Regions from separate parts of the Homo sapiens genome. Here region 1 is linked to region 2. The links are chromatin loops, found by intact Hi-C in ENCODE. Cell type or tissue: heart right ventricle. All regions are shown on one strand. Each heading gives the region's core, and the rest is flanking DNA. Links, peaks and the distances in the headings are about the cores only. Region 1 overlaps NCOR2 (nuclear receptor corepressor 2). Region 2 has its middle 87 kb from the start of NCOR2.

What was found. Hi-C counts contacts between places; a loop is a spot of excess contacts. Peaks named below come from ENCODE experiments on the same cell type or tissue, not always from the same donor. Only the 100,000 strongest peaks of a DNase experiment are listed, where the experiment ranks them.
Region 1: it touches region 2 in a loop (1.8-fold over the local background); 1 of 110 quality-filtered maps calls a loop at or near these places.

The regions. Positions count from the first base shown.
Region 1 is chr12:124,494,659-124,510,512 of GRCh38, forward strand. It overlaps NCOR2 (nuclear receptor corepressor 2), which reads right to left. Exons shown (of 49, transcript NM_006312.6): 3 at 489-710. The coding sequence starts at 593. Among named protein-coding and RNA genes, the nearest start is that of NCOR2, 65 kb to the right of the region's middle. RefSeq lists enhancers at 332-1,291, 1,292-2,250, 1,905-2,034, 9,785-10,984, 9,871-10,458 and 3 more and a silencer at 13,707-13,921. In heart right ventricle, for the core only: a CTCF peak has its summit at 4,859; a DNase peak (open chromatin) is centred at 3,203; H3K4me3 peaks cover 834 bases; H3K27ac peaks cover 5,369 bases.
Region 2 is chr12:124,646,350-124,662,300 of GRCh38, forward strand. No RefSeq gene overlaps it. Among named protein-coding and RNA genes, the nearest start is that of NCOR2, 87 kb to the left of the region's middle. RefSeq lists enhancers at 1-355, 5,392-5,905, 5,906-6,419. In heart right ventricle, for the core only: no CTCF peak of the experiment used is centred there; DNase peaks (open chromatin) are centred at 7,042, 8,872 and 9,582; H3K4me3 peaks cover 1,378 bases; H3K27ac peaks cover 5,505 bases.

The DNA of each region.
Region 1 (15,854 bases), core at 1-8,000, 160 kb before region 2:
CCTGTGTGGGGCCTCCTCACCTCAGAGCCTCGAGCCGCACCAAGGTGAATACACACGGAACGGGAGGACAGGAAGGAAGGGGAGCTGTGACCTATCCGGCCCCCTTGCCCCCTGGAAGCCACCCCAATCCTACCCAATACTGCGGCAGCGGGGGAGCAGAGGTGAGGCTAGGCTGCAGGAAAGTGAATACAGCAGGAGCTCCACATTCGCGTGCCAATCCCACTACCAGTCCAGAGAGGGCAGAGCCCCAGCTCAGCCTGGCCCCAGCCTCCATCTTCCCAGCTTTAAAATGGGAGCAAAGAGATTTTATCAGATATTCTGGAAAAGGCTTCAGACACCAGGGGTCTCTGTGGCGGCCTCCCCTCTGCCCTGGGAGGCTCAGAGCCACATGAGCCTGGCTCCCAGGAGAAAGGAAGGGGTGAAGACTCAGTGGAATGGAAGAAGGGTCTCAAAGGTAGCCCCAGGCGCACACATGTGCACCCCCTTACCGTGTGCGTCCGGGCGATCTGCACTGGGTAGGAAAGGCTGTGGGGCGGGTAGCGGGGCTCAGTGGCCCTCCACGTCTGTGCCACAGGCTGTGTGGATCCCGACATGGTGGTGGGGGTCGGCGGGGAGCTGCTCCCAGGCCCCAATAAGCTTTCTCTTAATCACCACCAAGGATTAAAAGCCAGTCCTCGTCATCAGCTCACGGGCCACCCCGTCACTGGCACCTGCGGGAAAACAAGAAAAGAAAAACAAGATCAGCCACGGGGCAGCTGGCTCCTCCGTGCACAGGTCCCCGAGTCGTTCCTGTGGTCCCGTGAGGACACGCGAGCACCCAGGGGCCTGCCTGGACCCTCCTCCATCCACTGCCACACTCACCTGTTCTCCGGGAGCACAAGGAGACAGGCATGGCATTCAAGGTCCCTCCGAGCCATGCAAGCCACGCAAGGGACCAGAGGCCTCCTCCCCACCCAGGCCTTCACCCGGCAGGCACAGGGACTCTGCGCTGCCCTCACCACCACCCAGATGGCTCCCAGCCCCCCTAAGCCCATCCAACTTCACTCCATGGCCCCCGGGTTTCTAAGTCACAGGGCAGAATTCCCAGAAAGCACCTGTCCCAGGAGGGGCGGCCGGCAGCAGGGACATCACACACCGCTGTCCCGGGCAGCAGGGACCAGGGCCAGCTCAGGCGGGCCACGGGCCACAGGCCACAGCATGACCTGGGCAAGGCTATGACCCTGTGCAGGAGGCTGACACCATGACATGGGACAGGACTGATATGAGGTTAGCCAGATGCAAACTAGGAGGTGGGATTAGGACATGGAGGGCTACACCAGGAAGAGCCAAGGGCAGAATGACAGCCAGTCGGGCCCTGCAGCCTAGGGATAGGTACCCCAAACGGCTCCTGGGGCAGATACTGGAGCCTTCCACGGGAGAGGATCTACTCGTGGCCACGCCAGAGGAATAACACGAAGCGGGCTAGCAGCTTTACAGATGGAAAAACAGCCCCACAGAGAAGACACGGCCCAGCAAGGGAGCCACGGGGACCCCTACTCCGAAGCTGCCTTTGCCAGGAAACCCCTAAGCACCCCCCACCCCCAACAAGGCTTCTCCCCTTCCTCCGCCAGCCACAGCTCCACGCCACCTGCTGGGCTTACAACAGGGTCCCATCCCAGACCAAGGCCCCCTCCACACTCTCCCTGAACCAGTCCCTCAGAAAAGGTGTGTCCATCAGGTCCTGCCTCATGCAAAGCCCTCTCCAGCACCCCCACAATTGCACACACCCCCCAGAGCTGAGGGAAATGCACCCTGGCACCGGGACCCAGCGCCTGGATGTGGGCCTCCAGTGGCGGAGGACTGAGGCTGCACCACACGAGGTCAGGGGTCAGGAGGGGAAACAGAGCATACCCAGCCCTGCAATTTCATCAGAACACCCCCTCCCCCAACCTGAAGAGGGTAACCGTCCTTCTCCAAGCAGGAAAGCCCTTGGAGGCCTAATGTGGAGGGGCATTGGGAGGAAGGTTAAGGTTGGGGGCCCTGACTGCCTCCCAGGCCCCACCTCATCTCTCATTAGTGTAGACTTGACCCTCCCTCCCTCCCCAGGTGCCAGGGATGGTCATGTGACCCGGTCCTGGCCAATCAGAGTCCTGCATGCTTCTGGGCCAGTGACTGTCTCAAGGATGAGCCTGTGACCCAATAGGAGTCAATGAGAATCTGCCTTGAGACTTTTGCTGCTGGAACCAGGAGAAAGGTGCTCTCTGCTGGGGATCTAAGCTGGGAATGAAAGCCTGGAGCTCTGGGGGCCACCATGCAGCAGGAGCCTGCCTGAGACCCACGCCCACCGGCAGGAAGGCAGGGCGAAAGGGCGGTAAGAGCAGGTTGTGTCCGATGGTGGCTGGAGGCAGGTCGAAGCCTGCTCACTTCATTAGGGGAGCCAGGGCACTCCTTCTGCACGTTTTGTCTTTGGCAGCCCAAGCTGGGTTTCTGTCACATGCCACCAAGAATTCGGGCTCACACAGGGAAAGAAGGAGTCACAGAGGAGGCCACCCCTTCAACTGGCTGCTGTCCATCCTTCAAACACAGAAAAGCCAAGGAATTCCGGAGCCAAGACTGACACATCTACCACCACCTCGGTCCTGCCTGCGTGGGCTTTCCCAGCCCCGAGACAGGATGTATGGCGCAATTCCCGTGAACATGGGAACACGTCCCGCTCCACCATCGCTAAGCTGCGTGGCCTTGGGCAAGTCACTTGCCCTCTCTGAACCTCCAAACACACAGTGTTCCCTAAACATCAGACATTCATGTGCCACCCCCGCGTAGGGACTTTTTTATAGAGATTACCCAGGCGACAGCCGTCTAGCCCCGGGCCTGTCACTTTCATTCAGTTAGGCATAACTTTACATACAAGAGAAGCTTATTATCAGCATAGGTATACAGAAACCCAGTACTATGTGGAATAAATAGGAAGGCATCGGAATCACAAACGCACTCCCACACACATGAAGACGTCTGTGCATATTCCGACTGCCTAAGTCCTCCTGCAAGGACCCCAGGAAAGGCCGGGTGGCGGACAGCAGGCACTCAGCAGCTCCCAGCACACAGTAAATGCTCAGCAAACCAGAATGCCTAATACTGCTGTCACCAGGACTGTCAATGATGCAGCTGCAGCCCAGTCACCAGTGACGCTATGATGGGGAGGCAAGGCACAGCTAGCCCTGCCCGGCCCCAAGAGCAATGAGACATCCGTTCTGCAGCCAGAAACAAGAGTCTGGCCCTGGGAGAGAGAACAGCTGTGGCCACCAGGACCCAGCCCTGTTCTAAAATTCTTCCTGCTAGAGCTCGGCTCAAAGTCTGCAGACCCTGGTCATCTCATGCAGCAAAGCAAATTCTATTCCCTTCTCTCTAGGTGCTAAACAGTTCCCGGTCTCTCGGAGGAGATAAGGCCGTCACTTCTGCAGGGTGCTGTTCCCGAGGTCTGCCCCTCTTTCAAGGGCACCACGGGCAACTTCCAAATTGCTATTGGATTTTGAGTTGCACAAGGTGGCCGAGAGGTCTCATTTACCCACAGCTTTTCTTTCCTCCTTTGCCCAGTGAGATGCTGCCTGGGGGTGACAGGCCCCTGGCACACGCTTACCATGGTGCACACGGGCACCAGAGACCAGGGAGGGTGACACCGTCCTAAAGTGCCCCGCAGCTGGCTGGCTGGCTTTCCACTGCCTGGGATTTACACAGTGCCCACCCCGGAGCATGGGGCTGGAACCTCGGCCCCTCACCTACCAAGGGGTTCCCCCACCAGCCCCCCACCCAGCGCCTCACATGCCGGTGGGGCCTGAACAGGGAACAACTCCAGTAACCTCGTGCCACCCTCACTCACCACGAGCTTAGGAAACCCAGTTTCCAACCCCTCCCGACCTGAGCCACGTTTCCTGCCAACTCGAAAAAAAACAAATGTTAGGGAAACGGTTTGGCGGTTCCTCAAAAATTTAAACATAGAATAACCATATGACCCACCAATTCCATTCCCAGGCATCCACCCAAAAGAACTGGAAACAGGGACTCAAACAAAACACGGTATGCATGTTCATGGCAACAGAATTTACAGCAGCCAAAAGGCAGACCCAGCAAAAATTCCAGTCCATCCCTACGATGGAGTATTACTCAGCCATAAAGAGGAACGAAGGACGGCTGTGTCCTACACCACACATAACCAGAAAATGTCATGCTGAACCAAAGAGGCCAGACACAAAAGGCCACGAACTGCCTGACTCCACGGATATGAAATGTCCAGAACAGGCACATCCACGAGGCAGAAAGGAGACTGGTGGCTACCAGGAGGGCAGGGTGAGGCAGGAATGAGGCCTGCTAATGGTTACAGGGTTTTACAGGGCAGTGATGCAAAGGTTTTGAAACTTGATAGAGGAGGCGGGTGTGCAGCACTGCGAATAGGGAAAAAAATAAGCTTTGACTTTTCATCAGCAGGTTTGGAAGTGAATGCCAAAAAAAATGATGACATCATTTCCTCAAAGATGGGGGCAGGAGAGGACGAGGGAGCCCCTCCAGGGTCTCCAGGATCTGGTCCTGGCCAAAGGAGGTTCTGAGGATGGATCCGGGCTGGAGGGGGAATTCAGACACAAACGCCCCATGTCGCCGCTGCGTCTGGCTGCGGTGGGGTCAGAAAGGGTGGGCGGCATTCATTTATTTACATACACACTGTGGTCCCTGCTGAGCCCCGGGCTAGTGCTGGGGACTTCTTGTGAACCCAGCGGGGTCCAGGCCCTGGAGGGTCTCAGGCCAGGGGCTCTGCCCAGCCCTGGGGAGAGCCAGGAGATACGAGGAAGAAGAACTTCCAGAGGGTGAAGGCGAGGGGATGGAGAGTGCTCCAGCTGGAGGCGCCGCTGAGCAAGAGCAGGGAGGTGAGCGCCAGCTGGTGGGGGGTGAGCGCAGGCTTGGGGGTGAGCCCCCGCCAGGCGGTGAGCACAGGCCCAGGGGTGAGCGAGGGCCTGGGGGTGAGCACAGGTGCCGTTTATGTTTGAGAAATTCATTGAGTGAATATGGGGGGAAGTGGGGACAGAGTCATTCAGGGCCCCATGGGCCCGGGTAAGGATGGATTTTGTTCTCAGGGCAGTGGGGAGCCACAGAAGGTGGTTGCGGGGGAGAGTAAAGGGTCAGTGTTTTACGAGCAGGCACTGGGGACAGCAAGAGTGGATCAGGGAGACCTGGGGAGGCTCCTGCAAATGTCCAAGAGAGGGGACACTGGGGGATCAGGGCAACAGCGACAGAGAAGGGGAAATGGGCAGGTGGATGAAAGTCAGGAGGGAGGCTGACTCTGCAGGCCGAGGAAACAGCTCGCTGCAGGAGTCCCGCTGCACAGGCCCGCTGCGAGGACCCTGTGCCTGTGGCATACCGAGAGGTGCCTGGGGAACAGCAGGTGCTCAGCCATGCAGAGTCAGGAGGGTCAGGCCTCCGAGGAGAACAAGACGGTGCCTGGGTGAGGTCAAGGGACTTGTAGATCTCAGGTGGCCGGGATACCCAACGGGGACACCAAGGGCCCAAGCAGGCCTCTGCACATCCAAGCCACCAACCACAGCCCCAGGGCCCCTGCTGGCCCCTGAACCAGCTGGAGGAGGGCTGCAGATCCCACGCAGGCAGGTGGAGGGGCTCCCCATGCACGGCTGCAGGGGTCTGTCCCTGGGCCATGCCTGCCAGGAGGTAGCAAACACACAAGTGCCCCCCGCCCCCACTGCACTCTGCCAGGCAGCAGCAGAAGCCAAGTGGGCCACATTCCCTGTTCCCGGCCACTGCGGGCTTTGGTAAGGTTTCCAAATCCACAGCGGAAAGCTCAGGCCGTGAGCTCTGACTGGCTGTCCGCCTTGCCTCCTGCTGGACCCAGAGCCCCTTCTGGTGCCTGGCACACAGTAGGTGCACACTGAATGACTCTGCCCAGCGGAGGTGCATGCCAGCAACGCAGTGATGCCAGAAACCACCACACCTGTGTCCTCTTCCCACCTGGCCGGGCAGAGGCGCCTTTCCGGGAGGCCCTGGAAGCTTCCATGGGGCCTCCCACCCCTGCATTCCTCTCCAGCTCCGGCAGGATGAGGCCACACCGAGACACATTCCATAGATTTTCTGTGTCTTGAGCGGCCTGGTTCAGACCTGGGGAGGGTGGAATTACAGCCTCAGGGTGAGGGGCAGGCGGGGGCTGGTGGAGGTGTGGGAGCTACAGGATGTGCCCGGAGCGCTCAGCCGCGGGCTGTGGGGAGGATGAAAGGCACGCGGGGCTCTGCGCCGCACGTGCCTGAAATGTTCTGGGAACTAATGGGTGCTGACATTGGAAGAACCTGTGGCAGGTGGGGGAGCCTCGGGATTAAAAACCAACCTGCCAGGCAGAGAGCGCCCACGGCACGAGCGCGCGCGCACGCGCGCACACACACACACACACACACACACACACACACACACACACACACTCGACAGAACCCTCTGATACTCTGAGAAGCCCAAGGCACAAAGCCCCCCTGGGGTGGGCGGAACCACGGCGGGAACACAGGCCGTGCCTCCACTGTCCCAGCCTGGCCCTGCGAAGACAGGCAGGCCCCAGGAGCCCTGCAGCTCAGCCACATACGGCCTCCCTCACCGCTCAGTAGGTATTTGTTCCACTCACTGTGGAATAAGCACCTATTGTGTGACAGCCACCGAGAGGCACGGCACCTGGCACACACGAGGCGTATTAGCGCCCTCGGCTGCCCCACCACAGACTGCATGGCTTCAAGCAACAGAAATGGATTGTCTCACTGTTCTGGAGGCCTCGAGTCCATATCCAGCTGTCATCAGGGCCCCACGGCCTCTGGGGGCTCTGGGGGAGGCCCTTCCTACTTCCTCACTCCTCCAGCTCTGGTGGCCCCGGCAACCCCCGGTGTTCCCTGGCTTGTAGATGCATCGTGCCATCCTCTGCCTCTATCTCCACGCAGCCTTTCCACTGCATCTCCTGTCTCTGTGTCTCCCCTTCTTCTAAGGGCACCCGTCATATTGGATTTGGGGCCCTCCCCTATCCGGTTGTGACCTCATCTTAACTAATGTGATCTGCAAAAACCCTTTCCAAACAAGGCCGCACTCCCAGGTTCCACGCAGACGTACCTTAAGGGAGAACACTACCTACTTCAGGAGGTGCTCCAGAAATACTTGTTTTGTTCACTGCTGTATCCCCAGAGCCCAGCACACAGTAGGCATCTAATAAATATTTACTAAACAAAACCACTGCAGCCAGTCTGGCCCGAGGAGAAGCCGGCCCGGGGGGAACTCTGGGACAGCAGTTCTGGGATGTGCGCACAAGACGCTGCGGAGCGCCAGCTCCACGGGTCGAGCTGTTGACACCTTGGGTGTTTACTTTCTGGCGTGCAGTAAAAACTGGGGAACTGGCCAAGTATCTGATGGCCACCTTCAGCAGGACTCCTGGCGCAGAACGGATGCTCAGGAATCCAGCTCTGGAGTGAGTCCTGAGATGCGGAAAGCCGGTGGGACGTGGCAAGGGTGCACCTCGCCCAGCCCAGTCCAGAGGGGCCCCCACAGCCAATGAGGAAGGGGGTGAAGAGAGAGCTCCTGCTGCCCGGCCTGGTGGCTCACTCTGTCTACCACGATTTGTTAAGCACCTACTGTGTGAAAGGTGCTGGGGATACAGCAGTGAATTACTGATCCCAAATCCCCCACCTCGTGAAGCTGCCATTCCAGCAGGTGAGACGGGAGTAAGAGGATGGCAGAAGGTGTTAGCACGATGGAGAAAAACAGAACCAGGAGGCGGCAGGCAGGGAATGGGGGTACATTTTGAAAGTGGGCAGTCAGGGGTGCGTCACCAGAGGTGCCTTTTATGCAAAGGCGCCGGGGAGAGGAGGGAGTCTACACAGCAGGCACAGCAGGTGCAAAGGCCCAGAGGCAGGACCGAGCCTGGTGTGTGAGGACAGCAGGGAGGCCTGGATGGGGAGAGTGGGGTGAGCGAAGGCATGTGAGGTCACTCTTTCTGGCTATAGCCAGAAAGCTGGGGTGTTCACTGCAAGGGAGCTAGGAAGGACACAGCTGGTGCACTTTAAACAAGGCTGACGTGCGGTCTCCTGTGGCAAGTCTGCCTCTGGCGTCTCTGTGTTCAAAGGACACTGTAGCTGCCCCTGTGTCGAGGAGCACTGGGCACAGGTGTCTGAGTGTGGGGCACAGGTAAAAGGGCCCCTGTAACCCTGAATGATGACAGCCACGATTGTCAGGGCCCTAGAGAAACGGGCCTCCACCCATGCACAGCGGCAGGCCTGCAGGAATGAGGCCAGACTCCTTGGCCCTCACTTGGCAGAAAGGTCATTCCACTCCCTAAGGAAGAGCCAGGTACCCAACCCCAGCCTGTCGTTGGCTCTGCCGGAGGGGCTGAGGGTCAAATACTAAGAGCTCAATCCCGGGTGCCACCCACAAGGGTGCGGTCTGCCCTCCAGCTGAGACCAGGCAAGCCAAACCCATCCCAAACTCCGGTTGCTGACCCATTCTCATCAATTAGAGAATTATTTCAGCATCTGTTATGTGCAAACACTGTACAAGCACAGCTACAGCAGTGACCAAGTCAGACAAAAGGCAAAAGGCCCTGCTGACCACGGCCCACACCCAGTGACAGGTCTGGCCCAACTGGCAGACTCCCCACCCAGGTGCTCAGCAGGGGGTGGCTGGATGGAGGGAGAAGATGGAAGAGGGATAGAGATGGGAGGATGGAGGAGAAAGGAGGAAGGGAGGGAGGAAAGGAGGATGGATGGATGAATGCATGCATGGATAGAGAAAGGAGGAAGGATGCATGGACTGATGGATGGATGGATGGATGATGGATTGATGGATGGATGGATGGATGGACAGAGGATGGACAGATGAATGGATGGATGGATGGACGAATGGATGGATGGATAGATGGAAGACGGACGGATGGACGGATGGATGGATGGACGGACGGACGGATGGATGGATGGATGGATGGGCGAATGGATGGATGGATGGATGGATGGACGGGTGAATGGATGGATGGATGGATGGATGGATGGATGGATGGATGGACAGACGAATGGATGGATGGATGGACGGATGGATGCATGGATGCATGGATGGATGGATGGATGGATGGGCGGATGGATGCACACACTCATCACCAGATGGGTATCAACTTAGCTGCTTCATTTTCCGGGTTTTTCTGGTCTTACATTTCTAACCAATCCCCAGGGCCAAGCATGTCTTCATCCTGCTAATATTCCCAGGCCCTCCCACATGCCCAGCTCCATGAGGGACACAGAAAGGCACTGTCGCCTTCAGGAACCCCCAAACCCATATAACTGCTCCCCAAGTCCCAGCCTGCTGAGTAAGAAGGACCCTAGGGAAAACTGCCTCCAGTCCCAAACCCAGACTCAGCGTGGGAGGGTCTCAACTCTCCCGAGTCCCCCACCTGGCACCACTTCTCCCTTTTCAGCATAAACCAGCACATCTTCCCCTTGAGCTGGGTTCGAGGAGAAAGGCCGAGAGGACTCCAGCCTGGGAATCCTCCTCCTTGACCCCGGGTAGATGTACAGGGTAGAGATACGTGGGCCAGGTTAAAGCCAGAAAGCTGGGGTGCCCGGAGCGTCTCGTCAGGTCCCAGACTTGCTCCCTCTGGGCAGTTTCCTGGGACTTGCTTCCTCACCCCAGGGTCAGCTCAGCTAAGCCCCAGAGACCAGCTCTTATAAAGAGGGATTTCACAGGAAATTTGGAATGTCTGGCTTCTCCTAATGAGGGCTGCTCACACATTGCGGGTGGGAATGTCAGATGTGCAGTGCAGCCACTGTGGAAAACAGTCACTAGGTTAAACCCAGAATTACCCCATGACCCAGCGATGCCACTCCTAGCTACACATCCCCAAGGAACGGAAAACTGGTGACAAAACAAACAGAAAGGATTAGAATGCCCACAGCAGCACTATTTACATCAGCCAACAAGCAGAAACAACCCAAATGTCCATCTACTGACAAACAGATGAAACAAACGCAGTCTGTCCATCAATGGACTACGATTCAGCCACGCAAAGGTAAGCGCTGACTCAGCCACAACGCAGGTGAGCCCTGAAGACATGGCACAAAAGGCAAAGAAGCCGCTCAGAAAGGCCACGCACTGCATGATTCCATTAACTTCACAGGAGGGGCAGATTCCCAGGACAGAACAAAGGCCCGAGGCTGCCAGGGGTTGTGGGGAGGGAGGAGAGGGGAGTGACGGTTTAATGGGTTTGGGGTTTCCTTCTGGGAGGATGAAACTGTTTTGGAATTAGACAGAGGTGGTGGTTGCACAACCCGTGAATGTCCTAAATGCAAACTAATTGTTCACTTTAGTATAGCCAAAATGGTATATTTTGTACGTATTTTACCACAAAATCGTTTGACAGGGGAAACTGAGGTTCCAGCCATGGCCGGCTGGAAGTGGGCAGAGGCTATCTACACCAGATAGGCTCGGCTTTCCCTATTTGCCACGTCCCCTCCTACTCAGCTACCTTTGTTTACATGCCCTGCCTGGCTGGTTGGACTCAATGGGGCAGGTTCAGTCTGTCTTCTCCTGAGCCTTCAGCTCCTGCCTCTACTGGCACCTCCTTGGAACCTTCCCCCAACCCCAAGGGGGCCCCCCGGTGCCATGGCCCGCTCCCCCTGCCACTCCCATGGACTCGGCCCCCTGTGCCACAGCCACCTGTTTACCGCTGTCTCCCCCACCAGGCAGGGCTCCTCCTCGGCAGTTTTAGCCGCACCTGTAGGAGCAGGAGCTATGGAGGCTGTGGGCTGCACCTGTAGGAGCAGGAGCTATGGAGGCTGTGGGCTGAGCCCCTCGGTCACTGAAACGAGCCAGTGCCCTCTCAACCAAGCCACCTCCTGTGGACACACTGCCATTCCAAAGGGCTCCCACGTGCTGATCAATTCCAAATCCCAACTCCGCCACTTCCACAGCTGTGTGACCTTGGGTGAGGTCCTGACCTCTCTGAGCTTCACTTGGAAAGATTCACTGGAAAAAAGAGCTACAAGAATCTCGGTGCAGTTCTCGGCCCACAGAAGAGCCCCCAGAAGGAGAGCGTGGCTGTTACTGCCCTCTGCCACGCCGACCACTCGGGGGAAGGAGGGAGGTGATGGCGATGATGTTAACCAAGCCAGTCACTATGGCTATCTTCGCCTTGCAGATAGGCAAACTGAGTCTGGGAGGAGCCTGTGATTCTCAAGTGAGCCCAAATGCCCCAGCCCATTATTCCTGTCTCCCCAGTGCCACGTCCTGCTCCTGCTTCCAGGGGAAAATAGGCCAGGTGCAAAACCCACCCCCAGCACCAGCCCCATCTCTCCCCTCCTCTAGAGAGGCTCCTCGGCCACTGGGAAAGCCTCTATCATTCCCCACATTCTGCTTCAAGCCCCCCAGCTTCCCCATTCCTGCACCCCTTCACCCCAGGCAAAGCAGGCCCCACCTCCACTCCAGGCCACATTTATCTCATGCTAACACCAGAGGCAGCAGACGCTCCAGTTCCATTCACCAAACACAATTCGCCCCACTGAACAGATCAGAAAACTGAGGCTCGGAAAGGTGAACTGACTTGCCCAAGGCCACACAGTCAGGATACGGGTGCCCAAACCCCCGGCCCTCCCCACGGCCCTGCCAGCCCAGGCGCCCGCCCTCAGTGAACAGAAAGGGAAGTGGCGTTGGTCGGAGCCTCCGAGGAGGCCCGTTACTGTTTCCAATATAATTGGAGCGTTCCTGTCCGCTGGACGGCAGCCAGCTCGGCCCTGCTCCCCCGCCACGGCGAAGTATGCTCAAAATCACTTCCTCCTCCCCTCCTTTTTTTTTTGTTTCCATTTAATTTTAAAAGGAAGAGAGGGAGATAAACCACAGCAGGACGAACCCTCCCTGCACTCCAGGTTCCTGTGGCTCCACCCGAGAAGCCCTGCACGGGGAGCGGCCCTCCCCACTTGCGTACTTCACAAACATTACGCCTGGTTCTGCCGCCTCTTCCTCATTAAGTTCCGGGCGCCCCAGGAGGGACGTGTTTTCCATTAGACCCATCTCCTCCATCTGGCCTTCCCAACAGCAATCTTCTCTGCAGAGGGAAGTGAGGAGTCAGAGAGGAGGCTGGTGTCTGGGCAGTGGGGAGGGAGACGCTGGCACCAGCTGTGTAACCTGGGCAAACCACTTAACCCCGTGCCCCTGGGCTGTGACGGCAGGAGAGAGGGAGGCCATGCCAGAGTGGGGCTCAGGGAGCTGGGTGGCTGAGCTGGGGCTGAGCTCCTGGACAGCACCTGGAGAGGCGGTGGGACCTGGGGTTTCTAAAGGATGCGGACGGGGTTGGGGTCCTGGGTCTTCATCCGTTTTGCTTCATGGCTAAGAATGAACCAACAACCCCAGACTACATGGAACACAGCTCCTGACATTATGCTGAGTGACAGAAGCCAGCCACAAAAGGACAAACACTGTGCGATTCCACTCGTAGGAGGTGGCCAGAGTCACTGAATTCATAGAGACAAAAAGGAAAATGGCTGGGACCAGGGGCTGGGGAGAGCGAGGAAGGGGGAGTTACTGTTTAACAGATATAGCGATTCAGTTTTGCCACATGAAAAGTGCTGGAGATCGGTTGCTAAACAATATGGCTATTCTTAACACTACTGAATTATCTACTTACCAATGGCTGAAGGTAAATTTCACATTATATGTATCTACCACAATTTAAAATTAAACAACACCTCCTCCAGGGAGACCTCCCTGATTGCTAGTGTTGTGCTTGTGTTGTTCCGCGGTGGCCCCAAAGGCTCAGGCTGCCCCCATAAAAGGCAAAGTGTTGCCAGTGGCCCCGGCACTCAGCAGGCCCTCAGAGCCGAGTGCAGCATGCGTCCAGGCCTTGTCTCTGGCCCACCTCACCTCAGGACCCCATGACGGCCACAGGGCATGGCTGGGCAGCGACTTGCACCTCTGATCCCTCGGAAGCGCCCGATAAGCTGAGCTCTCCCCTCGCCAGCTGCCTCCAACCCAGGTGGCCTCAAGGCCAGGGCCCAGGGAAGGGCTGACTGCTTCAGAGGGGCCCCTGGACCCCAAAACTTGAGGCCAGGGCCAGAGCCCTTCTCTCTGCCCACCAGTCTGCAGTCTCTGTCCCACCCGCTCATGTCCATGCCCAGACCCCGAGTGTGAAGGCGGCCTCCGCAAGGTTCCCACCGACTTCCCTGCCTCCAACATCTGGCAAACACATCCACAGCTGTGCAGCTGCCGGAAACGCCTCCTCCCGCTTCTCCTCCATGCACGCAGGCCCTCAAGGATGGCTTTCTGAGGAATTTATGGGGTCGCCTCTAGTATTTCAGGGTAGATCCCTGGAGGCATCCACCACATGTGAATGAGGACAAATGTTTCTGCTGCTAAGAATAGCTGTGCCAGCAGCAGCGTCCAGGGCGACAGAGCCCACCCACTCAACAAGGGTCCCCTCCTGCCTCCCCAACCCATCCCAGCCCCCAGCAAGTGGCCAGGCTGGACCACAAAGGGCCTGGATGGGAGGACCCCACTGCCGCCTGGGCTCCCAGGCTAAACGGGAAGAATCCACTTTACGTCAGCTCTGTCCAATGCTCAGAAGTGGACGCATCTGGGCCATTCAATTACCCCAGGGGCATTGATCAATAAATGTCTGATGACGGGACAGTGATCAAGAACCCAAAAGGTCCTATGGCCCCTGCAGCCAGGAGCTCAGACAGTAAACAAATGCTTCAGCGCCCAGGAGTGGCGACGGCTGAAGCTAAGCGTCTACCTGGGATCGGATGATCCACCCGAAGAAGGGCAGGGACAAAAAGCAAGAGGAGAGCTGTAGATACCCAAGACCCTGCCGGAACACAAGGGCCCAGGCAGGCACCACGCCGAGGGGAGGGGCCCGCAGGAAGGGGGTGACCGCAGCTCAGCCCCAGCCAACACTGAGCAGAGACCCAGGAATGTGGCCCCCAAACATTCCTGATGTTCCAGACCCTGCTGGAACAGGGTCCACGTGGGGCAGGGGGTCCACGGCATCCAAATCTTTCCAGCAAAGCCAAGAAGCCCAATTTTGAGACATCTCCCGATATTTCTAAAAAAACACTGACTATAAAACCAACCCAATAAATCAGTCTGACAGCCAAATACAGCCCAGGGGCTGCCAGGACATGACCTGTGGCTTATGACGTGGTCACTGGACGCCACAAGAGAGGTGAGGGAAGGCTGGGGAGCTGAAGCGGGCTGATGGGGGGACAGGAGGTGGAGCGCCAGCAACGGCTTGGAGGGGGGACCCAAGAGGCCCTCAACTATTAAATATAACAGGAATGAAACTTACCCAGTGACTCATCGGCGCCACCTGCTCCACCCCAATGGGACACACACACACTGGCCATGAAAGGCAGGCCAGGCAGGGACCCCAACCTGGCCCCATCTCCAACACAGGGAGCAAGACACAGTGTCTCTGCCCACCCGGCCCCACTCCGTGCATGCCACACCCCAATTTCCCTGGGCAACCACCCCCCCTGCACCCTCAGTCCTGGGGTCTCAGGGAGGCTGACCCAGCCCTCCAGCCAAAGTGGCACTGGCTTTGGTGGGGGGGGGGGGGGCTTAACTCTGAACTCTCAAGCTGAGGCAACAAAACTCATTCCCATGATATTTGCTGGAATATTGGGAACAAGAAGCTGTCCTTCCACTGGGGCTACTGAACTGCAATTATTAGTCTCAGGCTAACAGGGACTGAAAGTGGGGAGCACCTGGACCCAACTGTGCCTGAAGCTTCTCTGAGGTTTTTTAGTTACTTGAACTATTTGTGCTAAATGCAGGAGGCAGAGGGAGTCTGTCCATTGCAACCAAGAGACCTAAGATAGCAACCCTCCTAAAACACAAACTCTCAGATAGGATCTCCCTGGAATCAGATCTCTTCCACCCGCTAGGTCCCTTATCCATGTAGGTGAGGACAGGTCCAAAGCCAGCCAAGAAGAGGCCAGAGAAATGGAATGGGAGACCCAGGCCAGACTCAGTGTAGGGGGAAGGGGCCAGGCAGGAGCCAGGGAGAGGCCTGTCCTGTGTCACCCTGAAGGGAAAGTGGGTGGCTCCCAGTCCCTTCCTGAGCTGTCAGTGGCTCTCATGGGTGAAAGAGCAGGCGGCAGCTTTGCAGATGAACACTGCCCAGCACAGCCCAGCTCTGATCTGGGTCACTTCTCAGAGGCAGACACACCCCCCGACGGCCGCCCCCCACAGTAACCTGAGCCTCCGGACCTCGGTTTCCGGAGGAACATCACGATCTCTCTTGGAGGGAATGTCTGCTAGCCGCACCGCAGAACCAAATGTGCTGATAAACCTAGGCCAGGTTGAGCAAGCCTGGGCTGCTCCCGCCAGGCCAGAAAAAAGAGGCATTGTCTGCAGCCAGGAGCCACCACATGGGCTGTACCCATGGGCATGTCTTGGGGCCATCCCTGCCAGGCCTTCAGTTTCCTGGGTTGTAAAACAAGTGGCTGTTCCAGGCCTCGGGGGCAGCCAAGGCCTCAATCTGGAGCAGGTGGCGACCCCAAGCCCCCACCCCACAGGCACTGATGCACCCCAGCTCCGCTTCTCCTCCCGACCTCCATGGGGCCATGTGCTTGTTACAGCTCCCGTTTCCTAGGTGGAAGACTGAGGCTATTTGCACAGGGAGGAGCAGGGCAGCGGGAAGATGAGCAAATGCCACTTCCATCTTCCACGCCGCTGCCCTGAGCAGCCACGGGAGGGAACACCTCGCAGCCACTGGCACAGCCAGTCCCCAACACAACACTTGGTGGCACCAACTCCTTCCTCACAGCGCCCCCGTGAGGGATTCTGTTATCATCCCCATTCTACAGCTGGAGAGACTG
Region 2 (15,951 bases), core at 5,304-13,303:
ATTGCAATCGTGCTGGCCTACGAGGCCCCCAAACCTCCTGCTTCCTAGAACATCTGTGGGTGCACACAGAGCCCTTCCTGCAACTTGCCTTGGGCGCTTCCCTAGTCTCCAGGGCCTCTGGAGGGGCCCCGCCTCCCAGAATCGGGGTGTCTACCTCGCCCACCCCAGCCGCCCGCCTGTGGAGGGAGCAGCAGCTTCACGTTCACACCCCAAACTCCACAACCCCTAATTAGACACAGGCACCGCGCGAGCGGAGATGGTGGGTGAGGTTCCTGTTTAGTGAAAGTGTCATTTCATTTCTCTCCCTGCTTTTGAAACTCGCTGCTGGTAACACAGATCGGAAAAAAGAGAACGCCCACAGAAACCCGAGCGCGGGGGCAGGGTGGGCGCGAAGCAGCGAGTACACACACATACACGCCGCGTGCTCACGTGGCTGGGCTCCCCACGCAGACACACACCGCTCCCCTGCCTGGGTGGAGAGCCGGGGCCCAGGAGCCAGACATCCCGGATTCAAATCCTGCCTCATGCAAGGGGATCGGCCACTCTTGGCCTGCAGTTCCCCAACTGTAAAGTAAGGAGGACTATTTAGAATGCCCCCCTCCCCCCAACTCTTCTACCTGGCTCTGTGTCCCCTGGGGCTGACCCACATAGGCTGCATCAACAGACTCCGACCTGCCGGCCTCTGGCTGAGGTTGACCAATGGGAATCACCGGCAGCAGATGGAGGGCAGACAGGAGGAAGTAGGGGCAGTCATCCCCCGGCTCTTGCCCACCAGGGCTGAGGTTTGGGAGTGGCTGTGTCCCTCTCCTGACATCACAGCTCCTTTGGGCAGCGCTTTTTTATTTTTCTTTTTGAGGCAGGGTGTCACTCTGTAGCCCAGGCTGGAGAGCAGTGGTGCCATCATAGCTCACTGCAGCCTCAACCTCCCAGGTTCAAGCAGCCTTCTCACCTCAGCCTCCCCAGTAGCTGGGACCACAGGTGCACGCCACCACACTTGGCTAATTTTTTGATTTTTTTGTAGAAACGGTATCTTGATATGTTTCCCAGGCTTGTCTCGAACTCCTGGGCTCAAGCGATCCTCCCACCTTGGCCTCCCAAAAGTGCTGGGATTACAGGCGTGAGCCACTGTGCCTGGCCTAGCCTGTTCTTGCAACTGCCTGTATCAGTCTTCTGTTGCTGCTGTAACAAATGGCCACAGACACAGTGGCTTCAGGACACACATTTATCATCTCCGAGCTCTGGAGGGCAGAAGCCCTACATGGGTCTCACTGGGTTAAAATCAAGGCATCAGCAGGTGTGCTCCCTCTGGAAGCTCTAGGGAAGAACCTGTTTCTTGCCTTTTCTGGCTTCTGGGGGACACCTGCCCTCCTTGGATTATGGTCCCTTCCTCTGACTTCAAGGCTGGCAGTGTAGCATCTTCAAATCTCTCTGACTCTGACCTCCTCCTTCCACTATTAAGGACCCCGGTGATGACACTGAGCCTACCTAGGTAATCCAGGATAATCTCATCTCAGGGCCAGCTGATTAGCAATCTCAATCCATCTGCCTCCCTATTTCCCCTTGCCATGTAATCTGACATAGTTGCAGGTTCCAGAAATTAGGATGCGGACATCTCTGCAGACCATTATCCTGCCTCCCACCGGACCCTCACTGGTTCTAGGCTCTATCCACTCTCCTGCTCCTTCAGGATTAGGACTACTAAGGGGGTCCCATGGTGCCACCCCCTCAGTGCCACACCCCCCCCCCCACTGTTTCCATAAATCCCACCCACCCCCCTATAATCATCCCTTCATTTCATCACCTCAATGGCCCCCATTTGAGCTGTCACCTGCAGGGACCTAATTAGTGCAGATAGTGAGATACTTGCCTTTTCCAGCTGAGGAATAAAGGACACATCACACATACCTGTCAGCCCCTCAGGCTGGTGCCTGGCACACGGCAAATGCTCAGCCACCTTTACAATCATAGTGTTTTATTTCTCTCACTAGATGCAGGCCCCCTTGTAAGTGGGAACTATGTACTGTTCTCTCATTTTTACTAGCCTTTGGCCTAGCTGCTGACAAAGAATTTCCAATCAATTTATTCATTCAACAAACATTTATCGAGCCCCAGCTAGACTCTGAGAGACAGAAATGAGATGATCTGACACCAACAACAAACAAACTTGCCCTCAGGAAGCTTCAAATCTAGTGAAGGAGACAACAGTTATACCAGTCATCATATAAACACACAATTACAAGATCACATCTCCTCCCAGATTCTCATGGAGGGCCTCCTCTGGACCAGCCAAGGCACTGGGCTTTTCAGGAGTACAGAAGTGAGGGAGGTATAATCCCTGCCCTCAAGATGTTGATAATCCCGTAAGGAAACAATTGGTGAAACAATCCTATAAGGAAACAATAAGTCCTACGCAGCCAGGACAATAGCAGCCAGCACTAGGCAGTGTCCACGGGTTTGTGCAGGCAAGCCTCACTTCAGTGAGGCAGTGGAGAGTGAACTCAGCAGGCCTGGGTTGTCCAAACCCTGCACATTCCAAAGAAAAGAATGGACCTTGATCAGCTCTGGACATAACCTTCACACCCTTGGAATATCATGCCTGATATGAGTGTCTTTGTATCTGGGCCAGGGGCCACACCACGTGGTTGATGCTAACAACCTGACTATATTGAATGCCTGTTTTCATTTGCCTGGTGCCCTGAGCCACACAGAATATTTGACCACTGTAGGGGCTGGAGAGTGAGTAACTGAGGTCAGCTACGTGGACGCTCCATGCCTATGTGCCTGACCCCCAATAAAAACCCTGGACACTGAGGCTCAGGCGAGCTTCTCTGGTTGGCAATTCTTTGTGTGTGTCATCACACAGTTTCTGGAAGAGATAAGTGCTGTTCATGCAACTCTGCTGGGAGAAGATAGCTGGGAGCTTGTGCCTGGCTTCTCCTAGCCTCTGCCCTGCACACCTTTTCCCTGTGCTGATTCCTGTCTGTGTCCTTTTGCTGTAATAAACCATAGCTACAAGTATGACAGCTTTCTGAGTTCTGTGAGTCCTTCCAGCAAGTCCCTGAACCTGAGGGTGGCCTGGGGGACCCGTGACACAGACCCTATAAGGCCCCTATATATAGTTTTTGAGACAAGGTCTCACTCTGTCACCCAGGCTGGAGTGCTGCAGTACAATCACAGCTCAATGAAGCCTCAACCTCCTGGGCTTAGGTGATTCTCTCACCTCAGCCTCCCAAGTAGCTGGGACTACAGGTGCATGCCCCACATCTGGCTAATTTTTGTATTTTTTTGTAGAAACGGGGTTTCACCATGTTGCCCAAGCTGGTCTCAAACTCCTAGGCTAAAGCAATCGACCCACCTTGGCCTCCCAAAGCTCTGGGATTACAGGCATGAGCCACCATGCCCAGTCCCCTATGAGACCCCTATTTTACAATCAGGGAAATCAAGGCTGGGAGCGGTGGCTCATGCTTGTAATCCCAGCACTTTGGGAGGCCGAGGTGAGGGGATCATGAGGTCAGGAGTTTGAGACCAGCCTGGACAACACAGTGAAACCCCATCTTTACTAAAAATACAAAAATCAGCTGGGCATGGTGGCAGGCACCTGTAGTCCCAGCTACTCAGGCAGCTGAGGCAGGAGAATCACTTGAACCCAGGAGTTGGAGGTTGCAGTGAGCCAAGATCGTGCCATTGTACTCCAGCCTGGGTGACAGAGTGAGACTCCATCTCAAAAAAACAAAAATGAAAACAAACAAACAAACAAAAAATCTGGGAAATCAAAGCCAAATGGTTTAAATGATGGCCCCACAGTCACATAGGAAGCAGCAGAGCTGGGGTTTGAATTCAGGTAGCCAGGCTTGCAGTCTGGCCTTGCCATGCCACTGGGTGCTAACAGACTGTGGTCAGAAAGAAGGAGGGTCCAGTCTGCCTGAGGCATTAGGAGCCACTTGGCAGGGGTGGGAGGATTAATTTGCATAGGACCCTAAAAATCAATAGTTACACCTTTTTTTCCTAATCATACGTGAAATAGGTATTCTTTATTGAAAAAAAGCAAGCAATAAATAAGTTGTGTTTGGCACAAAATGGACCCCTCTCTTAATTTGAATTCCAAAGACAACTGCCACCAACAGCCTGGAGTGTGTCCTTCAGTACCTTTCTCTACACGCAAACACGTACCTGAGCTAAAGCACTATATTACTTCCTATTACTGATGTAACAAGTGATCATAAACATAGCAGCTTAAACAACACCAGTATATTCTCTTATTGTCTGGAGGTCAGAAGTCCGAGATCGATTTCGTTGAGCTAAGCAAGACATCAGCAGGACCGGTTCCTTCCGGAGGAGAAGCATTTCTTTGTGTTTTGTGGCTTCTGGAGGCACCTGCATTCCTGCTCTCGTGAGCCCGTCCTCGCATCCCTACAACCTCTTGCTTACAGAGGTCACAGCTTCTGCCTTCTGCTTTCTCCTATAGTCAAATCTCCCTCTTACAAGGACAATTATGACTATGTTTAGGGCCCAGGATCATCTCCCCATCCCAAGATCTGTAACTGAATCCCATCTGTGAAGTTTCTCGTGCCATGTAAGTTTCGGGGATCAGGACATGGATGTCTTTGGGGACAGGATTCTGCCCACCCCATACCCTGCCTGCAGCCCCGCTGCTTGCCTTTCCCACCCCCTTCGTCAGCCTCTCTGTGCCAGCATGAGCGGACCTGCCTCATCCTTTCCACTGGATGAGCCCTTACACAGCAGCTGCCTATTAAAGGCAGGGCCAGCTGTGTTCACAGGGAAACGGGTCAGAGTTCTGACGCCCCTGGGAGCTGAGAGGAAGGAGCTGGCTGGTCCCTGCAGTCCAGGAGAAACTGAGAAAGAGCTCTGGAAAGGACTGAGTCTGCCTATGGCCAAAACCTCCCCTGGAGGCACTTCCAAGTTTCCCAGGTTCCCCAAGCCAGAGATGGCTGGTGCAATGTGTGAATTGACACCAAAGCTGGGACTTGGGGACAAAGGTGGCATAAAAGTGGAGGCCAGAATGCACTGGGAAAAAGCACCCTTATTTTGAGGTCATAGCCATGTACAGACCAGCGGGTGTCCAAAGGGACCTGCTTAAAACTTAATAGCTTCCTTAACGTTTACACTCACATTTCCACACTCATCCTCATGCTGCGTGCACAGGTTATGCTTTGACTGCTCCTCTAGCATCCCCCTGCCCATGCACCAGGCCTGTTAATTTATATTCTTGTTACTTGGTTCGTTCTCTTGTTTGACCTTCCAGGCCCCTGTCTAACAGATGGGTTATTTTATACATCAAAATGGAGGTTCAGAGAGTCAAATTGAGGAAAGAGGTTCAGAGAGGTTAGGCAACTTGCGCAAGGGCACACAGCCAGGAAGTCGCAGATCTGGTTTCGGATACACTGCCTCAGTTCCCTATCAGAGAGCTCTCTGGTGAGGACCAGAGATTAAGCTAGCATCCTAGGGAAGTCCAGATGGGAACTAGTGTCCTCTGTCATTTTTCTGCTATCAGCAGAGGGTCTTGGGCCTGGGTTTGACACCCATCTGGCTACCTCCAGATTGATCTCCAGCTGGGAGGCAGAGGTGTCCCCACCCGTCCAAGGTCACCAGGGTCATGACTGTCTAGACAAGATGTGAAATGTCCCCTTCCTCTTGGCCCCATGTTTGCCTGTGGCCTGAACTGCCTCCCGCATCTGCTGGTGAAGTCACATCCTTAGAGCCCTGGGGTGGGCACATGAGGTCATCCTGGCAGGCTCGAGCCAGCCCGTGCCTGCCCCCACCCCCCGCTGCAGCTGCCTGGTCCCACCCCGCAGAGGGATCAGGTTTTGGGGAGGGAAGAGGCTAAAACCAGCTCCCAGGATGGGAGACTTGGGAGCTCTGGTCAAACCATCCCTTTTCCTCTCCCATCCCAGACCTGGGGGAGAGACTGGGGTGCCACGAGGGCAGGAGTGACCAACTCCATCCAGGTTTGCCTGGGGCCATCCCAGTCTTAGTACCATGAGTCCTGTGTCCCAGGAACACCCTAGTCTGGAGCTCACGGAGGCAGCTGTGGACCCACCCGTATGGGGTTGTGGAGTTTCTCTTTCATTCCTCCTGGGAAAAGGCCTGTCCACAAGCCTCACACCCTTGCAACCCACTGGTGTTTCTGCGAAGGGTGGAGTGGGGAAAAGCGTATGTGTCTGCTCGCCTGTGTAGCCTTGTACAAACACTTACACCCCAACCTCAGTTTTGTCTTCTGGAGAATGGGGATAAGGATGCTACCCTCCTGGCAGAGCTGCTGAGAGGCTTAAAGGAGGGAGAGATTGTAAGTGGCCAGCAAGGGAGAGCTTTTATAAAGAACAGCACAGAGGGGAGATGGCAGGCAAAGCAGAGTGAGTGCTGGGGACATTCTGCAAGTGGAGGTGGCCACGGGCAGGGGCGGGTGCTGGTTGTGTGCCTAGAGTGTGCCAGGCCCACACGGGCTGTGTTCTCGGTTCACCCTCAGAGCTACCTAGGAGGGAACCCATGTAGTTCATGAATGTCATTACCCCCATTTTATGGATAAGGAAACTGAGGCTCTGGGGGCAGCCAGCAAGGGGCAAAGCCCTGCCCCCACCTGGCAGCAGCTGTCTTTGCAGATAGGAGCCTGCAGTGCAGGGGAGAGAAGGGACCCGTTTTTCCCGTCTGTTGCCCCGTCGTCACCCAGAGACCCAGAGGTGCTCGATGCTGGCAGCAGGAGCACCTGTGGGGCCCCAGGGCCAGGATGCCCTCCCAGACTCTGCCACCCACACCAGTGACTCCATCTTGGAGGTGGGAGCCTGTTTCCTCCTCTATAAAATGGGGATGAGGCCACTGAAGCAGTTGAAGGGAAGTTTCAGTGACCACCCGTGGCCAGCGCCGAGCCACGCAGGCTGGGGCACCCGGGGACTCCATGTGAGTGGCCAGGGTTGGAATCCTGATGATCCTGGGGACCTAGGGACACCTGCAGGGGACTGCAGCTCCCCTACCGCCTCCCAGCTGGGTGGGGCGTCTCTCTGTGCTCCCCCCATTACGGGCCACGGGCCACATCGTTCTGAGCTGTAACTTCCTGCTTACTCCTTGCTACACGCCTGTCTCCCTCCCTGCTGGGTCGCTGCAGGCAGATGCTTATTCGGGAGCTGGAGTCCAGGCTTCACCTCCTGGAGCCCTGTCCCCACCTTGGAGCAGTAGGGACAAAGCAGATGTCCCCTCCCACACCATGTCCTGGACGACTCCCTAGACCAGGGATTCTCAAAGTGAGGTCTGAGACTCTTGGAGGGATCCACAGGGTCCTTCTTTTCCTTCCCTACATCTCTGTGAGGTCGGGTTTTCTTCATGTCCTTCAACCAAAACGCCAAGTCACACCAGACCGGATGCAAAAGCAGATTTGGGAATCCAGCTCTCTTCTAAGGGACTGGACGTGAAAGAGGTTTGCAAAATTGTGAAACATACGATGCCACTCTCTTCTCACTATTTCTTTATGTTTGGGAAAAAAATGTTATCTTTCTTAAAATATATTACTCAACATATTAAGGAGCATAAAATTGTTCTTTTAAAATAAATGCATGTTTTGAAATTTTATCATGTTAATCTCTAATGCAGTAAATACTGATAAATAGAACCCACATAAACAAAAGCCCTTTTGGAGTCCTCAGTAATTTCTAAGGGTGTCATAGGGTCTAGGGGCCAAACAGTCTGGGAACTGCTCCCTTAAACAGCAATCTTACTTGATCCTTAAATTAAAATGGCTAACAGCAGCCGGGCACAGTGGCTCATGCCTGTAATTCCAGCACTTTGGGAGGCCAAGGCGGGCGGATGGATCGCCTGAGATCAGGAGTTGGAGACCAGCCTGGCCAACATGGTGAAACCCCGTCTCTACTAAAAATACAAAAATTAGCTGGGTGTGGTGATGCACACCTGTAATCCCAGCTACTCAGGAGGCTGAGGCAGGAGAATCGCTTGAACCCGGGAGGCAGAGCTTGCAGTGAACCAAGATCGTGCCACTGCACTCCAGCCTGGGTGACAGTGAGAATCTGTCTCCAAAAAAAAAAAAAAAAAAAATAGCAAAGAGTTACTTCACACTTTCTATGCACCTGGCATTGTCTGAACCTTGTGCATGGACAGTTGTACAGAGACATACACATAGATACTATCTAACAGCACACGAACCCTCTGAGGTGGGTTTCAATTACCCCATTTTACATATGGGGAACTCAGGCTCTAAGTGGCCCCTTAACCACCAGGGGCCACTGCCTCTGGGGAAGCCCCCCCACTGGGACCCTCAAAGTCTGTTTCAGGAGTGGCTGAGATTCCAGGACAAACCACCTGGAATTCTCAAAGTTGGCCCCCACCTTGGAAAATCCCCTGAGGCTCACTGGCCCAGACTACCTTGGGGGACCCCAAACCCTGGCATGTCCTGGTCACTTGCTCTGAAGGAAGCCTGGCCACTGCTCACTCACCCACCTCCCGCCACACCAGGCCTCCGGCTTTTCCGTGCTGCTCTTCGGACACCCAAACTGTGCCAGCCTCGGGGCTTTTGCACCTGCTGTTCCCTCCCGCCGGAATGCCTTTCCTCCACGTGGGGCCCGTCATCGTCCCTGGCCTCTCATGTAAAATAGCAGCACCCTCTCCCACTCGTCTTCCCCTCCACCCTTTCGCTGCTATTTCCTGTGTGACACTCGGCACTATGGGACATTGTGTTGTGGATGCACTGGTTCAGGGGTTCAGTGTCTGTCTCCCTGTGGAAATCTAAACCCGGTAAGAGCCCAGGCACAGCAACAGGTCCCAGCATGGTGGACTCAGTGAGTGGATGAACAGGATACGGGGACAGGAGAGTCACGCCTGGCTACAGGGACGCCCATCCACCTCCTCCAGCCTGGCTGACCGGCGCCGTGCTGGCCTGCTGCCCAGACTTGCCAGATCTTTCGATTTTTCAAAAGAAGCTGAACATCCAGATTTTTATGTAAAATCTTTTTTTTTTTTCACTAGCAACTTATTCAAATTAACAAAAAGAAAAAAACAGCTTGGTGAGCCAAACCTTATGTAGATAAACTCAGTTTGGCTAATCAGACTCGCCTTGCCTTCTAAGGGGAGGTGACATTTGAACAAGACTGGAAAGCCTTCAGAGCTAGGCGCAGGCCAAGCAGGGGAGGAGGGGAACAGGGTCGTGCCAGGCCAGCTGGGGCTGGGTTGTGGGGAGCATTTGAGAGGTCCGCACTCCGTGGACAGGCCCGTCACCCTTCCCCTTGGCTTCGGAAGTCTCCCCACCTCCCCCCGACCCCAGGCCCAGCTGGCTGCAAGCCATACACTTGAAGCATATGCGTGGAGTGTTTTGAGAAACGGAACACACAATACATCGCAAATAAGGCTGCTTCTCCGTCTGGCTGGGACACATCTCCACGCTCCGCCAGATGGTCCCCCGCCGCCTCCCCAGCTGAGGCCGGGGCTTTGTGAGGTTGCATTCTGCGTAGAGGCTCCTCTCCATTCTGCAAGAGGCTGCTGGGAAGCTCTCTCCCCGGGGTGGCCGGGAGGATTTTTCTTGGCCCACAGACAGGAAGCTGATTCAGCCGGGAACCTTCTTCTGCATTCAGAACCCCCACAGCTCCATCCTCCTCCATCCCCTGCCCACCACGCTCCATCCCCCACCAGCCCCCATGACCCAGAGCCCCAGTGCGCTGGTGTTTATTGCTAATTGTTTTCAGACAGATGGTGTGGCCCAGAGTCTAATTCCCCAGGCTAGGGGGCGGGGGATGCTAGAGGAGAAGGCCGTGACCTTGACCACTTGCATTCTTGAAGAAAATGTTTGGCCCAGCCTGGGAGGCGGGGCGGTGGGCAGTGATGGCTAGGGCTTACAGAGGGGAAGTTTCAGGGCTTTGAGAAGGGAACAGGGGAGTAGGAGGAGGCTTTGAAATGTGGGAAACAACCCTGCAGCCCCAAGGGCTGATAAAGCTGGCTGGAGAATGGCCCCACCTTCAGGAAGCCCTCTGGGATTGAAGCCTGCGAGGCAGGGAGAATTCCTCCTGCAGGGTTGGATTTAGGGATGTGGGGAGTAGGGGATTTGTGGGGAGGGTGGAAGACCTCCCCACAATTTAATAAGGAGCCTCACTTTTTTTTTTTTTTTTTTTTGAGACAGAGTCTCACCCTTTTGCCAGGCTAGAGTGCAGTGGCGCGATCTCGGCTCACTGCAACCTCTGACCCCCTGGTTCAACCAATTCTCCTGCCTCAGCCTACTGAGTAGCTGGGATTGCAGGCACGCACCACCAAGCCCAGCTACTTTTTGTATGGTTTGTAGAGATGGGGTTTCACCATGTTGGCCAGGATGGTCTCGATCTTCTGACCTCGTGATCCGCCCGCATTGGCCTCCCAGAGTGTTGGGATTACAGGCGTGAGCCATTGCACCCAGCCAGGAGCCTCACTTTTTAATGTAATTTCAACATGATCTGAAGGCTTACAGAGCCACCAACATTTCACTAGATCCCATGAGTCTGCCAAGCTGAATGAAGACCCCAAATTACAGATGAGAAAAAGAGGTGGCCTGTGAGGTGAGATGGCTTGCCTTAGGTCACACAGTCCACAAAGATCCATTGAGCTGTCACTCTGTGCCTGGTGGGAACACAGCCATGGCAGAGGACAGGACTGACAAAGTCCCTGTGTTCAGACTGGATAGGTTTGTACAGGTTTGTGAGAGGAGACAGACGCAACTACAAAGAAATACGTTCAGAAACGGAAAGGACTAGAAAGACAAAAAACTAGGGAACAGGGTAGGCAGGGATCTCTGGAGAAGATCAGAGAGGGCTTCTTGGAGGAGGCAAGCTCAAACATCGAGCCTTGAAGGCAGAGTTGAAACAAGCTGTGTCTACATCTCAAAACAGAGAGAAAGCCAGTGCAATGGCCCTGGGGTATGGATGAGCTTGTTGTGTCCAAGGAGGGGAAGCGTGGCCCCGGAAGCCATGATGGGGTGTATACAGAGCTGAGATTATAAAGCCCCTTCACCAATATCATTGAACACCAAATGCACCCACGACTAGAGAGCCAGCATCAGCATGATACCAAAACAGCGTGTTGCTCAACATCAGGTTATTTCAAGTTGCTTTCTTTGTAAGGGTTAAAGCAGAAGGGGTTCTTTAGGCTGGCTCAGGTTGACTGGGCCCTCCTTGATTGGTTGCTGTGAATCTCCAGTCTATTAGAAAAATTGCCCCCATTTCTTCTATTTCTGCTTATTTTTTTCTTTCTTTTTTGTTTTTAGAGACAGGTCTCTGTCACCCAGGCTGGGGTGCAGTGGCACAATCATAGCTCACTGCAGCCTCAACCTCCTAGGCTCAAGTGATCCTCCCACCTCAGCCTCCTGAATATCTGGGACTACAGGTGTGCAATGCCTCGCCTGGGTAATTTTTATTTATTTATTTATTTATTTATTTATTTATTTATTTATTTATTTATTTATTGTTTTGTAGAGATAAGGTCTCATTATGTTGCCCAGGCTGGTCTCAAACTCCTGACCTCAAGCAATCCTCCTGCCTTGGCCTCCCAAAGTGCTGGGATTACAGACACATAAGCCACTGTGCCCAGCCCAAACTACCCCCATTTCCAAGCTCAGTTTAATTACACGGCACCTGCAGGAGTGGCTCCGTTCTTGGTCTGCTGGGGCCTAGAGCAGGAGCTCAGTCCAAAACGAGGGCCTCACATAAATTTTATTTACCAGCTATGGAGGAAAATAGAGCAAGGAGGGTGGGAGAAATCAGGGGGACTCAGGTGTGACCTTAAATAGGAAGGTCAGGGAAGGGCTGCTGGAAAAGCAGAAAACAATCGAGAAAAGACCTGTAGGAGATGAGGAAGTGAGGCAGGCAGGAATGACGGAAGGAAGGAAGAGACTGATATGAGGTCCCTGGAGTAGCCAGATTCATAGAGAATTTCCGTCTCTGTGAATCTGGCTACTCCAGGGACCTCATATCAGTGGAATCTGACAGTATTTGTCCCTTTAAAACTGGCTTATTCTACTCGATATAATGTCTTCAAGGTTCATCCACATTGTAGCCTGTGTCAGAATGTCCTTCCTTTTTAAGGCTGAGTAATATTCCATTCTTTCTGGAAGGAAGGGCTTTCCAGAAAGAGGGAGCAACTGGTGTGCAAAGGTCCTGGGGAAGGTGTGTGCTTGGTATGTTCAAGGAGGCCAGAGCAGATGAGGCAGAGAGGGAGAGGGAGAGGAGGGGGCACTGAGCCTCGGGACACAGCAGAGGGTGAGGGAGTAGACCCCGCAGGGCATCGTGGGTTGTGGTAAGCACTGGCTTTTCCTCCAGGGACAAGGGAAATTGTTATAGGTGTTTGAGCAGAGGAGTGGCTTGTCTTGACTTAGGTCTAGCAGGATCCCTTTGGCTGCCAAGTGGAAAATCAACTGTGGGAATGAAGGCTGAGAGGCCGTCGAGGAGACTACTGCACCTGTCCAAGCCAGAGATGATGCTAGCTGGAGCCAGGGGAGGCAGCGGGCTGGAGAGAAGTGGTCACAGTCATGACAGATTTTTTTAAATTGTAGTAAAATACACATAACATAAAATGTATCATCGTAACCCTTTTCAAGCATTCAGTTCAGTGGCATGAAGGGCCTTCACACTGTTGTGCAGCCGTCGTCACCATCTGTCTGCAGAACTTTTTCATCTTCCCCAATTAAAACTGTCTCCATGAATCACAGCCCTGGCACTCACCATTCTACCTTCTGTCTCTATGAATCTGGCTACTCCAGAGACCTCATATCAGTGCAAACTGACAGTATTTGTCCTTTTATGACTGGCTTATTCTACTCACTATATTGTCTTCAAGATTCATCCACATCGTAGCCTGTGCCAGAATGTCCTTCCTTTTCAAGGCTGAGTAATACTCCATTGTCTGGATAGACCATATTTTGTTTAACCATCATCCATTGACGGACACTCTGGTTGCCTCCACCTTTTGGCCATTATGAACACTGCTGCTGTGAACACAGGTGTGCAAATATCTCTCCCAGTCCTTGAGGATGGATTTTTAAGGTATGGGCAATAAGATTCGCTTATGGCGCAGATCCAGGAGTGTGAGAAAAAGAGGCGTCAGTGTGGACCGAAGTCAGCTCAGCTCCTGCCCCACCCTGTCTTGATGGGCAAAAGGCCATTCCACCTCTGACATTCTAGGACATTCTTTTGAGACATTTCATAGCACGGCCTCAGCTCCTGACCCCTCACCTCTGCCATCTCAACCCCTCAGGGACTCTACTTCCCTTCTCTTCTGCCAAGCCTCCAGGTCAGCATCTGCCCGTCTTCATTTCTCAGACAGGCAGACCATCTCAGTCAGTGCATGCTATCAGCCTCCTCGTCACTGCTGTCCTCCCACCGCACCTCAGCAGGCTCAGATGAGTGAGACGCGAGGCTCTCGAGTGCTCTAGAACTCAGCTGAATTTCTGCTTTTAGTCCCATTCAGCGGAAACAGGGCCTTGCTTAGTCTTGAGCTTTCCCAGGCTTCTTCCACCCTGCCCAGGGATTGAATCTACTTACAGCCCTCCTTGGGCCAAGAGTCCCCACCAATGTCCCTGAAATGCCTATGGTCTCATCTGCCTTTAGGTCTTGGTCTGGTTCCAATGACACTGGGCTCTTTTCTGCTCCCCAAACATACTGAGTGAGTGCCTCCCCCAGGGCCTTTGCACCTACCATTCTGGGCCTTGCCCACTTTCCTCTTCGTTTTGCCACCCCTACTCACCCAGCAGTTTCCAGCTTCAACCTCCCTGCCTCGGAAACCTCCTCTATGCCTCAGGCTGAAGCCAGGCTCCCAGTCAGCTCCCCCCATGCCTCCCTGGAAACTTTCCTGTCTTGACACTTGTCCCATTAGGAAAGAGAGACAGGAGGGGGCAGTGGTTAACGCACAGACTGAAGTCAGACTGCCTGTGTCCAGATCCTGGCTCTCACTGAAGAGCAGAGTGACCTTGACCAAATCACGGAATCTCTCCCAGCCTCATTCATAAAATGAGGATAATCATGAACCCCATGCACAGGGTTGTGTGGGGATTAAATGAAATAATATACATCAAGTGCCCGGAACAGTGTCCGACGCAAAGTGTGCCATGAATAATTGTTGCTCTGTGGAATTCCTTGCTCACTGGCATCTTCCCTGCCTGGTGGTAACTCAGAGGAGAGAGGGGCTTGGTCTGCCCGGGGTGTGCAGGTATACCTGACGTGCTCTCCAGATCTGGACCAGCAGGGTAGACGGATGGACAGATGGAAGTTCTAACTCTGAGTCCATGCAGCAACCTCCTCCTCCTCTCCCGGTGCTGGCACTACCTCCATCCAGCCCCCTCCCCGCCCCTCCTGCCACTGGGGGCTCACCTGACCCAGCCCCCACCTCCCCAGCCTCCTGTACCCATTCAAGTGCAATTAAGCCAAACTTTTGATTTAAGATATTTATAAAGGCACTAAGAATGTCCTCTAATATCAGCTTATATATTTTTAATCTGCCGTTAAAGTGATTTAAAACGGAGCTCCGACGGATAGGCATGATGAAAATTAAAAGTCTCCATCACCTTGTGTCTGGCTGCAGCGCCCCAGCCGACAAGGACGCAGTGGGGCGGAGGCCCCCCACCCCGCCAAATTAGGGGGAAACGCAGCCTTGCCTGCTCTTCTCCAGGGCTGGGGCAGCCAGGGAGACGCGGTGTCATTAAGTAGTGAGCGCAAAGGGCGGCAGTGTCTGCAGAAGGAGCCACGCGGCCGCGCTTAATGAACAGTGACATCTGCTCGGCTCTTTAATTAACGAGCCCCCACGCGCTGTGGCAGGACACAGGGACCACGTCCTCTGTGCTTGCAGGAAAGAAAAAAAAAAGCCAGGCAGGGAGACGACTGCAAATGTGCAGAATGATTTTTTTCCTGCCTCCTTTTAGAAACTGGAGAATGGAACCCAGCTGCGACTGTTCCCTCTGCAAGGCCATTTCCCAGGACTGGGTTCCTGAGGAGCCTGGTGGGTGAAGGCGCTCTCGCCCCATGCCTGGTGTTCAACCTTTTCTTCACCCTTCTCCCACCCCCGGCCTCTTCACACACGAGTCTGAAATAAATGAAGGCAGCCGGAGTACAGGGGTCTGAGCTTCCCCCAGGCCTGGGATGAAAAGCCATGAATCAGCCCTGTGTTAAATTTCCCCATCATAAATTCACTCATCCACAACTGCATCCCAGCTTCCTCCATGACAACAGGCTGCCACCCACGAAGACACCAAGCGGGGGCTGTGAGAGAGATTCCAGATCTCACACCAAGGATAAGGGCCCAGGACAAGGGCCACTAGTGGCCATCCATGGCTTAACCACTAAGACATTGCATCTTCCCGTTTCCACGCTGGAGGCAGGCTTTACAGAGAGCCAGGCTGCAGTGGGGGGATTTTGACCTGAAGACCAGAGGCCCGAGTCTCTGGCTTGTAAAATCTCAAAAAACTTGGCCCTTGTGGCTTGATGGCCCAAAGCATAGCTCTGGAAGAGTCCCACCCCCACTCCAAACACATCAGCTACAGGTTTTTTTCTAGAACTCTCTAGAGTTTTCTATAATTCAACTAAATTTCTGCTTTGTGCCCCATTCAGTGGAAACAGAACCTTGGCAAGTCCAGAGTTTTCCCACTCTTAGCCTACTCTGCCTAGGGATTGAGTCTAGCTGTGGCCTTCCTTTAAAATGAGTCTGTGGACCTTCTTAGGTCAAGGGTCACCACAGATGGCCCCAAGATGCCCATGGTCTCATCTGCCCTTAGGCCTTGGTCCAGCTCCAGCTACACTGGCCTCTCTTCTGCTCCCCAACCATACTGAGTGAGTGCTCACAGTCACAGGCATTTATTTAGCACTTACTGTATGCCTGGCTCTTTGCACAGTGGTTTATATGCAGCAGCTCTCACACCAACCCTATGAAGAAAGGACTATCACCAATCCCACTTTATAGAAGCAATTCTTCTGAGGAACACCAAGAGAC